2 separate regions of the Homo sapiens genome follow, and region 2 is linked to region 1. A link is a contact called in ENCODE Hi-C or POLR2A ChIA-PET data. All regions are on one chromosome and are shown on one strand. The core of a region is the stretch at or near the end of the contact, and the rest is flanking DNA. Distances in the headings are between cores, read along the strand shown. Region 1 overlaps TMEM266 (transmembrane protein 266). Region 2 overlaps TMEM266 (transmembrane protein 266).

Region 1 (5,851 bases), core at 1,151-3,650:
TGTTAGAGAAACTTACTAACCATATCAGGTGGTTAGGAAGCTGCAGGAGGTGGGCGTCTGGAGTTACCTGTGGTCTGAAGTCAGCCCATAGTTGGCCTGGCCCTGACACCAGAGCACACTCCTCAGCCTCAGGGAAGAGCCAGGTAGAGGACTGGGCAGATGGCAGGATTCGAATGCCAGGCAGGGGATGACGGCCTTGAAGTCAAATGAACGCCGCCCCCACCATCAGCTAAGGTAGGCAGCGTGATCAAGAGAGGCGAAAATCCCTGCTCTTGGGCAGGTTACACTCTAGTGGGAGAGAGGGTCAGGCAATCAATACAACAGGTGCTGGTGTGATGGGTACTACAAGGAAGACACGCAGAGCTGGTGGAGGGATTAGGACGGGTAAAGGATGAGTTGACATTTTAAATATGGTGGTCAGAGCAGGCCTCAGTGAGAAAGCGACATGTGAGAAAGCTGATGGGGGTGAGGGGACAGCGATCCAGGCATGGTTGAAATGTACACTAAATAGGGACTGTTTCTGGTAAAATTCTATTCAGCCCCGAAGTACCTCCAGTATGAGAAACACCAGGGTGATGGGAGCCAGGAGCTGGACCGGGAGGAGGATAGGGCTTCCCCCTTCAGCAGGGGGTATAGCTCACCACCCACCACCAGCTAGGGCAGATGCTGCTGGTGCAGCCACAGCCCTTGGCACAGCCAACACACAGCACCCAAGAAACCCGAGGCAGCTGCACAATCAGGCCTGTGCCACGCTGCTCTGGGCCTGTCCTTTCATTCTCACGCCAGCTCAGTTGTCCCCTGCCCACACTCTGCCCTCAGCGACCCACCCCTCCACTGTGCCAGTCTGGGAGTGAGTTCGTGCAGGTCTCCTTGTTGGGGGTACCACTTGCATCTTGCTCTGTGCACCCCCTCCTCTTGGTAACCCCAGGGCAAGGCACATGGGGGTGACTCGACGGAAGTGGAAGGACAGAAGACCACTGTCAAGGAAAAGATGGTACCCAGGGGATACAGTGGCTGGTGAGGCCTGGCTGCCTTGGAGCAGGGAGCCATGGAGACTGGGGGTGGGATCTGCCTCCAGGTCAGTGGATCTCAGCCCAGCTGCACACTAGAGCACCCAACAGAGCTCTTAAGAACTCCAATGCCCAGGCTGCACACCAGACCTCCTGAACAACAACCTCTGCGGGAGGACCCAGGCCTCCTCAGATGACTCCAGTGTGCAATCAAGGTGGATGGAAAACCGCTGTTCCAGGTCCTCGATACTCAGTGGAATCTACAGAGCAGCAGCAGCAGCATCACCTGGCGCTTGTTAGGAATGCGGCGTCTCAGCCCTTCCCCGTGCTTGCTGAATTTGAGTCTGCATTTCAATGAGATCCCAGGTGCTTTGGGTGAGAACAAATGCTTCTGGCGGCCTACTAAGAGGTAACAGGTATCTCAGAAAGGTAAAGGGGGTATGGCAAAGGGAGTTTGGGAGTAGGAGAGATGAGACAAAGAAGGCAAGCCAGGGTCAAGCAGCCCTGGAGCATCAAGGAAATAGTGCAGGCAGGCTATGTGTGTGGGGTGGGGCAAGAGTGTTCAGGTAGGTTCTGGGCTCCTTCCTGAAGAGCAGAAACACAGGGCAGGGCTGCACTAGACTGCAAGACCACAGACCCCAGGGCTCCAGAACAGGGCCCTGGAGGGTGGGTTGGGGGCTGGGAGGCTGGGCTGAAGCCGCAGGCTTTTGGTTGACCAGTGTTTGAAAATCCCAAGCTGCCAATAAAATTTCATCTGAAATTCAGATGACTCGGACATTCCTAGAAGACTGTGTTTTAGCAGTGAAATAGAATGTGACCAGTTTCAAAAGATTCCTGAGTGGTTCAGTAATGACTCAAGGGGCTTAGTGGGCCAAAGGGGAAATCAGCGTTGACTGTTTAATTAGAGAAGGTGCTTTCCTTCTGTCTTCAGCGTCGGCCCATCAAGGCCCCAGGGCTGGTTCTCAGGGTGGTGTTATCCCCAGAATTGCCACGAGAGGGCAGGCGTTTCCCAATGTCCTGTCTTGGTGCTGCTGTAGGGAGGGTACAGCTCCAGGGGCCCGGCTTGGGCTGCCAGAGTCTGCAAATACCAACAAGCAGATGGCATGTCCTGGCAGGTGGGCGAGTATTCTACCATAAGGTAGTCACTCTTGAGGCCTCAGAGAAATCCTGGGGTGGGAGGGGAGGCTGAGTACCTTCACTGCTTCTGCTTCATAGTCTTAGGTGTTTGCATAAAAAATTCAAAGAATAAATTCTAGAATATGAAAATGAACTGACAAACTTCCGGCAGAGGCTTTATATGCGATAAAGCCACAGGGGTGACCTGGAAGGAGCTGGCTCAAGCCACTGCTCTGTCAGGCAGCGTTCCCAAGCCTGGCACTGAAACAGCCCCAATCTGGAAGGGGAAGTAGAGCCGTGTGGCGCCAGGATGGGGAGGGCTGTGCTTGCTTCTGTGGGGCCTGGCCTCTCCCACCCCACAATCCACTATGCAATTGGTCTGCAGTGGCTGCCAGGCTGTCTGTGGCTGGGAGGACACGTGGTGGCAGAGAGGGGAGTGACTGCACTGAATCTCCTGAGGTGCAAGCTGGGGAGTGGCTAGAGCAGGGGGACCGTGGAGACCCTCAAGGTGTCCTAAAAGGGGCTCACAGGCAGTGGAGAGTCACGGCATCAGCCCATCTCCCTGAAGGCAGCCAAACTAGCTAACCCTGTCGGCCCTACTTTGAGATTTTCATCCTTCAAGTTCTCAAGGAAGGAGCTGAGGGAGGTGATCAAAATGAGACTGGAAGCTGCCTGGTAGCAGGAGCCAGATCGAAGCCTGGGGCCCTGGGCTTCCCCAGCTGCTGTCACTCTGCCTTCAGGAAGGCTCTGCTAGACAAGGGCTCAAAAGCTTTCTGGACTGCAGAGCTCTCCAGCAGTGGATACAAGCTATGCCCTTACACCCCCCAAATGCACAAAACTACAGCACTGTGCATAACATTCCAGGGAGTGCACGGACTCCTTGAATCTCACTGACGGATAATCTAAGGATACCCAGGCTCCAGGTTAAAGCCCCAGGATTGGGTAATTTGGGGCCCCGCCTAGCTCCACTCGTGCCAGTTCTATGATGCTGAACACCTGTGTCCTGGGTGTCACAGCTGACTTTGCCAATGGTTTTGTTGGTCAGCAAAACCCCTGGGTCCCACTTTACTATATTTATTCCAGATGATTAAAATATTGGAGAAAGCCATGAGGCTGACTGAAATGTAACTTCTGTCATTGACATGGACTTTAGTTTTATTGATTAAACAAACACTTAAGATACATATTGTGCACCAGGAGCTGTTGTGAGCACTTTACAAATGTTAACTCGTCTAGTTGCTTTAAAAGGCAAGTCCTTTTTTCTCTGTTGTCATGGAGGGGAAAGCCAGACTTTTCCATCTGTTTGGCTGTTGCTGGCAACTACTGTCTCCAAATCACAGTTGTACCACTGACTGAACTCTGAGTGCAATCGTTGAGCCTTAGTTTCCTAATCCCTGAAATGGAGATATCTGCTTTGACAGGTTGTTGTGAAATTTAAAAATATTAAAAATAACATATGTCAAGCCCATAACACAGTGTTTATCCTATGATCTATGGTGATGATTTAGATACACGGTCATTAGAAGGGGGATGAATAAACAGTTTCAACATTCATTCCATTCCAGGCATGGTTCTCATATGACCACCAAATGCTAGGCACTGTATTGGGTACTGGGCCCAGGAGGGTGGTCAGAGCCTTCATCCTCACGGAGCCTACAGCCTTATCCATGAACTCTGATGATCCAATGTGTTCCTAGTTCTAGACCACTCAAAAGGCAAAACAAACAAGGGGAGGAAAAAGGCAGGAAAGAAATGGGCTCACTGTGTATGATGTCTCTAAAGAGATGCATAATCTCAACCTGTGAGAACCATCAACCCAATGCCTACAGGGACACCCTTTTACAAAACATCTGCAATTGTTAGTGGGGCTTCTTTCTCACCCAGAGAGAACCAGAACCACAGGAAAAACACTGTTAAGCTTCCCCTTTGTTCCCTGTACCCAATTCCAGGGGGCAAGCCACAGCAGCACACAGACTCTGAGATGCGGGCTCATAAACACACACCACGAAACCAGAACTCTCAGGATGGAGGTGAAAGGTGACTCTCCCAGAGCTCTGGGATAACTAAATAAATTGAAGTTTCCATACCGGCAGCTTCAGTTCTGCAATCAGAGCTAAAGATTAGCCCTGCTGCCTTGCGGGAAGAGAGGGAGGAGGGTTGTGTGCAGCTGGGGTCACCAAAGTCTGACATTTGCTTGTCCCAGAATCTCAGATTTTTTGCATCCTCGGAAATGTCAACGCTGGGAAACAGTAGGGTATGGTGGCAAGAGCTCAGGTGGGGGGTGAAGGGGTGGACAAACTGCCATACACTTGGCAACCCCCACCCAGGGCACAGTGGCCAACACACACCATGGATTGGCTGTCCCTTCTTGGGGGGACAAAGGACACTGACCACACATCTCAGAAGGGCTGCCATGTAGGTGGGCTGTGCTCAGGAGCCACTTGTCAAGTCTTTGGCAAGGGGTTCAAGGTTGACTTAGGGGTGGGAATGAGGTGCTGTTGGATGAAGTGCCTGTAAAGTCCCCGCCACCCTGAAGTCCTCAATTCTGGAAACCGGCCCCAAGTCTGAGAATCTCCTTGTGCTGTGCTTGGAGGACAGGACTGGCCTGGAGGCGGTCAGCTTCCTACCGGGTGAGAACGAGGGAACAAATCGGCACCCCACCCACCAGCTCTTTCCAGGTTTGCTGTGGTTTGGCAAATCCTGGGTCAGCCATGATCTCCCTCCTTCTATTTGGCCAAAGTCAATATTCAGGTGCTTCTGCAGATGACTGGGGACTCCCATTCCATCCCAGCACCATAAATTCACCTAACTTTCCTTGCCGGACGTGGCCACGCATTTAAACTTTCCTCCCCTCTCTCCAGGAAACATCCCCGACACACCCCCGACCCAGGTGGTCGGAGGCGCTCCGCCGCCATCTAGCGGTCACCCGCCGCTGTACACCCTGCGCCTTGTGAGCAGGTGGGGACGGACGGATATTTTGCTGAGAAATAATACATCTGTGAATGTATTGCCTTTTTTCCTTTTTTAAATTTATTTATTTTTATACAGGGTCTCACTCTGTTGCCCAGGCTGGAGTGCACTGGTGCAATCCTGAGAAGCTGGGACTACTGGCGCGCACCACCACGCCTGGCTAATTTTTAAATTTTTGTAGAGAGGGGTTCTCACACTCCAGGCTAGTCTCCAACTCCTGGCCTCAAGCGTTCCGCAGGCCTTGGCCTCCCAAAGTGTTGGGATTACAGGCGTGAGCCACTGCAACCAGACTTAATTGATTTCTTTAGGAAACTTCTCTGGGGTTCCTGGACCCCAGGACTACAGGAAAGGCAGCTAACCAGTGCTCATCAGGAAAAATGTTTTCGTCTAAATTAAACTTTTATTCCGTTGTTGGGGCATCAAGAATTCTCCTTGAAACCGGAGCCTACTAAAAATATCAAGGGAGTGAGGGGTCACAGGGTCAGTTTGGGGTCCAGGGACAGCTGACTTGCTAGAGAAAGGAGTGGTGTTTTATTATAGACAAATCTCACTGGCATCAAGAAAGTGGATTATCGAAGCTCCTTTCTTTTCCTCCCTGAGAAAAAAAGGATGCAAAGCCATCCTAAATCATATGATGCCGAATTTCCAGACTCTGCAGTTGCATGGCCATGGCAGGGATCAATCTGCCTCATAACCCTGAACCCCAAAAGGCTTTTCCTTCCTCTACCAGGACGTTAAAACCTTACTAAGTGAAG
Region 2 (5,521 bases), core at 2,258-4,757, 40 kb before region 1:
CGGTATGGTGGGGGAGGGGAGACTGCAGAGGGCAGGGAGCTGGGCAAGGTCCAGACATAACAAAGGCTGAACGATGAAGATGAAGAAGGGGGCTGTTTCAACTAATCAGGAATTGGCGATGGGTTGTGAATCAGGACCTACCAAGCCCTGGAGTAAAGGCAGGAATCAAACAAGCTACAGCTGGACGCTGATGATTGTGAAGTTCTGCACGAGGCTACAAAAAGCCTGTTGCCCAAGGCTGGGCTGCTGGGACACGTGGCTCAGCTGAGCTGTGTGGGGAGCACGTGAGGCTGGGTCAGCTATGAGCTCAGCCAAGTGGTCCCCACAAACTCAGGAGCCTACTGGCTGCATCGTGGGGACCTGGGTCCAGAAAAAAAAAAGCAGTAGTGGCCACCTCAACATTCTGCCCTGGGCTTGCAGCGCCCCAGTAATTGCATTCAGTTGTGGATATTACTCTGAGAGGGACCAAAACGCTGGAGAGCTCTGGGAGGAGGCAGTACATCAAGAACTTGGAGAGCACGTCCCCGAAGATTGGCTGTGGGAATGCAGGTGATGGTCCCTGGAGGAGAAACAATCTCTAAACAGTCTCAGCTGGGATGGCACTGCCTGTGCGTGAAACCCACAGCTGGTGGGGAGGCAGGGGCAGGGGACCAGGCCTCAGTGCAGTCTGAGGAAGAATCTTCTTACAGGCAGAGCCATGTGGAGGTGGGGTGGGTTCCCCAGGGAGGTATGAAGCACTTAGAGGAGGGCGAGCTGAGGCTGCATGGCTCATGGCAGAGAGTTATAGAGGGGATTCTCACATCAGCTGAAGGGCTGGACCCAGAAATCCCCTCTAGCCCCCAAATCCTATGTTTCTAAGATCTGAAGATCTCTCAAAAGAGTGGCTGGACACAGTGGCTCATGCCTATAAACCTAGCACTTTCCATGGCTGAGGCAGGAGGATCCACTTGAGGCCAAGACTTTGAGACCAGCCTGGGCAACATAGCAAGACCCCACCTCTACAAAAATAAAAACATTAATTGGGTGAGATGGTGTACACCTATGATCCCAGCTACTCAGGAGGCTGAGGTGGGAGGATCACTTGAGCCCAGGAGTCTGAGGTGGCAGTGAACTATTATGATACCACTGCACTCCAGGAGTGAGACCCTGTCTCCAAAAAAAAAGCAACCATTCGTTTCCCAAAAGCTGTTTGCAGTGTTGCAGTGCCTTACAGCCCTCAGAGCTTTCTCACACCCATCGGTTCCTCGTAAGTCCTGTGAGGCAGACAGAGCTGGAGTTAAGAGTCCATTTTACAGAAGGGAACACTGAAGCCTCCAGTCATGGAGCTGAGGAGTGGCAGAGGCTGGAGCTCAGGCCTCTTGCCTCCCCAGCTGCTCAGCCTGCCCGGCTGCGTCCTCACTGCCCTGCAGGGGACACGGCATGCCAAGGCAGAGTGGCTCCTGGATGAAGCTGGGGTTTTGGGTCCCACAGCCCGAGTTCCCAGCCCAGTACCACCATTTCCTGGCTTGGGTGGCCCCGTGCAATTCCCGAAACCTCTGAGCCTCGCAGCAGCCCTGTGAGGAAGCCTCAGTACTGCTCCTACTTGACAGCTGGCAAAACTAAGGCCCCAAGAGAGTCCCATCACATAACTGGCTGACAGAAGAGTTGGGATTTGAATCTCGAAATAACTCCCTTCCATACAGGACCCTACCCTGGGCTATCGCTCGTGTTCCCATCTCCACCAACATCACCGTCTCGTGAATTCTCACCGTCTGCAAGGCTCAAGCTCTGGGCTACTGTGGCCCCGGGCCTGGACTTGTTTGGGCCCCAGTAGGTGGTAGTCCAGTAGGAAGCCCCAGACCTCTGTCTGGAAGCCTGGCTCTGCCACTTATTAGCGATGCGCCTTTGGACGGCTTTCCTGGGTCTCGGTTTCTTCAGCCATACAACAGAAAAGTCACACCTCCTCCTCCGGCTACCGCGAGGACAGGGAAGACACCACACACAACGCACGCCAGTGGCCACAGGCATGAAATGGGGACGAGTCATTTCTAGTTTGGGTCGGTGGCTGGACTACATGCTCTCTCCTGGGCTCTGACAGGCAGTACCGAGGCTACTGATCTGAGCGTGTCCCCCAATCACGAGTGAAGGAGGGGCACACACCTGAAAGGAACCCCATCCACTCTGCGCACAGTCCCGGGGCGCGAGAGGGAGGCGAGGGGGATCCCCGGCCGTGACACTCTGGGGCCGGGTGGAGACCCGGGCTTACCTTGCGAGGGCTGCAGCTCCTCCACGACGCTCTCGGCCGCCGTCTCCTCGTCCCACGTGCCGGCCTCCAACACTTTGAAGCGGCTGCGCGGCTGGCTGAGCACGTGCGGGGCCTGGAGCGCCGCTTCGCGCTCGGCAGCCAGGTCCAGGTCCTGCTGCGCCAGGTGCGCGCGCAGCTGCCGGATCTCAAACTGCGGAGGGAGACGGGCAAGGCTGAATCAGCGGCGAGGGGCCGGCGGGGGCCTCCAGCCTGACCTCTGGGCGCTTTGCTCCTGCATGGGGGCGGGGTGGGGAGGACTGGGCTGAGCCTCCCGCAGCTGGATGATTCCTTAGGAATCTCCCAGCATCGCGGTTCGCAAGAGCTTCTTACGGTTGCGGAGCCTTTTCCAACCTGTGCGATCCTGCGTCTCAGGTGCCTTGCAGTCTGGCCCCCATCTCACGGATGCCCGGGAGAGGAAACACAACGTGTTTCCTTTGTGGAAAGGCCACTGGACGGGGAGTCAGGAGCCCTGGGTGCAAATTCAGTTCTAGCTCTTCGCCCAGATGTGTGACCCCAAGGGGTGCTCGACAACATGAAAGCCTCTTTCAGAACAGGAAACCTCAGGACACCCAGGGCCCCCGTCCCAGCCTGGGGGACCCCATCCTGGCGTCACTGCCCGCTGGTCTGAACACTGGCTCGTTTTCTCCACGAGGAGGCACCCAGGACCAGACCGATTCAGTCCAAGCCGTGTGGCTTCCTGGCCCTGTGGCCTTGAGCAAGTCCCGTCACCTCTCCAGCCTAAGTTTCCTTTTCTGTAAAATGGGGTTTTCACCTCTTTGAGGACTTGGGTTGCTTCCTCTTAAGGGCTTTCTCCCAGATGGCGTGGCAGCCTATTTGAATTTCCTGCATTGCACTTATCACCTTCTGATATTATTGTGTATTTAATGTTTTGTTGATTTTACTTTTACGAAGGTAAAGCACACTCACAGCTGAAAGCATTCATGAACAATAGGGTGGCCAGGCAGCAACCTGGCCTTGTAAAAGCTGCACACATTTTAATTTTGTTTTACTTTCTGTTGGGGAAAGCTTCTTGGAAAGGCTTCCAGATACCTCTTGGGTTTGTGGGTGAGATGGCTGTTCACGCGCCAAGGCCTTCATGGGACATCTGGGCCAACGAGGAGTTTAGGTCTGACACTGCAGGTCCCGGCCGCGGGCTCGCGGGAAGGAGAGCCTTCACCGCCACCTAGTGTTCCCCGCACGCCTCGCACCGCTTCTAAACGGAGCGAGTCGGGAGGGCGGACAGAGAAATACCACGCCCGGGCGCCCTGCCTAAGAGGTCACCTACTTACCAATGCCGCGCAAATGCACCTCGCCAGCCCTGACCCCTCAAACTGGGGTGTCAGACTCTCATCGCCAATGCCTCCACGACAGTATCACTTTCACAGGAGTTGCAAAATCAATCTGGTCAAAGCAGGACTCCTCACTGTCTCTCCAAACCTGTTCCTCAAGTGTTTTTATCTCATTTTAGCTGGAGCCAAAAATGCAATCACCTTCCTTGCTTCCTCCCTTTCCCCCACCCCAACATCCCATCCATCCCCCAAGTCCAGCAGCTGTCCCGCCTCCCTCCACCTCCACTGCCAGCTCTGGCCCCTACAGCCGTGGCTTCTGTGTCCCTCTGCCATCACTCCAACAGGACTCAGGGGGACTCTCCCACACCCAGGTCAGATCATGACACTCCTGTCCATAAACCTCGATGGTTCGCCACCCCACCTGGGAGACAGCCCGAGCTCCTTAGCTTTGGCTTACAAAGCACGTGCACCATCTGGCCCTGCCCACCTGACCAACTTGTCTCATCCTCTCTCCCGTGACCTGACCCCAAGACGCAATCCTTCTTCTGGTTCTGTAAAGATACCAAGCATGCGCTGGTCTCAGGGCCGCGTTCTCAGCTGCTTCCTCTGTCCCAGATCACACGGTGGCCCCCCTCAGAGGGGCCTTCCCTGACCCACCACCTAGGGCAGCCCCCCAGGCACTCAGTTGCATCAGCCTATCTGAATTCTCTGCATTGAACTTATCACCTTCTGATATTATTGTGTATTTATTTTAATATTTTGTTGATTTTACTTTTATGAACGTAAAACACATACAACTAAAAGCATTCACCAACAACAGGGTGGCCAGGCAGCAACCTGGCACTGGACAGCCTCCCAATGTCAGTGTCTATAGGTTCGGTCTCTGGGACTGCAGGTTTTCAGCTTCCTGCCTGAGGCTATAATTTTGGTTGCCTCTGTGCTGGGAGTAGGGCAGGGGAATAGGGCAGAGGGTCCCACTTTTAGGGGGAAAGATTTTCATTTAATCCTCATTTTCAGCCCTCCACCTTTCCCCAGGTCCCTGCCTAACCCAGTGCCCACATGCAGAGCCCCCTGGTTCATTTTCTCCCAAGGACAAACCCCTTGACTCTTGCAGGGTGGGGGAGCTCAGTCTCCTGGCCATGCAGGATTTGGGAGGGTGTCTTGGGATCTCAAATATTATGCATGCAGACCTTTAGCCACCCCCACCCAGTGTCAGCTTCACACTACACCCCCTTCCTCCCAGACTCTCAGGGGTTCCGAGGGGAAAAGTACCCCATTTCCCTCACTGTCCTCCTCTGTGAGCACTTTAGTGACACATGCCCCACTCTGTTCAATCAGTTGCCACTTTCTTGTCTAGTCTTCATTTCCCCGCAATTCACTAAAACCTCTTTCCTCTTTGTCCTGATGGACAAGACTTAAAGAGGCCTTCCTTCCTTCCCTCCTTCTTTCCTTCCTTCCTTCCTTCCTCCCTCCCTCCCCTCCTTCTTTCTCTGCTCCCTCTTTCTTTTTTTGAGACAAGATTGTCACGATGGACAGAGACCTACCCTTCCTTCCTCCCTTCCTCCCTTCCTTACTTCCCTCCTTCCCTTCCTCCCTCTCTCCTTTCTCTTTCTCTGTCTTTTTCTTTCTTTCTTTTCTGAGACAAGGTTTTACTCTGTCTGCCACACTAAAGTGCAGTGGCATGATCATAGCTCACTGCAGCCTTGTACTCATGGGTTCAAGTGATCCTCCCACCTCAGCCTCCTGAGTAACTGGGACGACAGGCACATGCCCGGCTAATTTTTTTATTCTTATATTTTGTAGGGACAAGATATATTTTGTAGGGTCTTGCCATGTTGCCCAGACTGGTCTCAAACTTCTGGACTCAAGCAATCCTCCACCTTCCTCAGCCTCCCAAAGTGCTAGGATTACAGGTGTGAGCCACTGTACTTGTCCAAGAGATAGTTTC

The links. A loop is a pair of places that touch in the nucleus more often than their neighbours do. ChIA-PET counts read pairs that join two places held with the same protein, here RNA polymerase II (POLR2A). Pooled maps may share reads with other maps.
Region 2: a map of mammary epithelial cell shows a loop between it and region 1 (4-fold over the local background). The contact joins two enhancer-like sites. A Hi-C loop is called at or near these places in 3 of 168 maps with a recorded cell type or tissue (gastrocnemius medialis, mammary epithelial cell and psoas muscle), 10 of 37 single-sample maps with no recorded cell type and 15 of 50 pooled maps. POLR2A ChIA-PET finds 5 or more read pairs at or near these places in 3 of 52 experiments (AG04450, HEK293 and Panc1).

The regions. Positions count from the first base shown.
Region 1 is chr15:76,147,285-76,153,135 of GRCh38, reverse strand. All of the region lies in intron 3 of TMEM266 (transmembrane protein 266), which reads right to left. Among named protein-coding and RNA genes, the nearest start is that of TMEM266, 90 kb to the right of the region's middle. RefSeq lists enhancers at 841-1,471, 1,767-1,856, 2,227-2,316, 1,940-2,518 and a silencer at 2,792-3,055. Within about 2 kb of position 2,400, at least 11 of the 41 ENCODE cell types and tissues checked have a DNase peak (open chromatin) inside an H3K27ac peak, as active enhancers do; they include gastrocnemius medialis, where a contact is called at or near this core.
Region 2 is chr15:76,188,882-76,194,402 of GRCh38, reverse strand. TMEM266 (transmembrane protein 266) reads right to left here. Exons shown (of 11, transcript NM_152335.5): 9 at 2,246-2,435. Among named protein-coding and RNA genes, the nearest start is that of ETFA, 120 kb to the left of the region's middle. RefSeq lists an enhancer at 3,302-3,371 and a silencer at 4,153-4,306. Within about 2 kb of position 3,507, at least 5 of the 41 ENCODE cell types and tissues checked have a DNase peak (open chromatin) inside an H3K27ac peak, as active enhancers do; they include gastrocnemius medialis, where a contact is called at or near this core.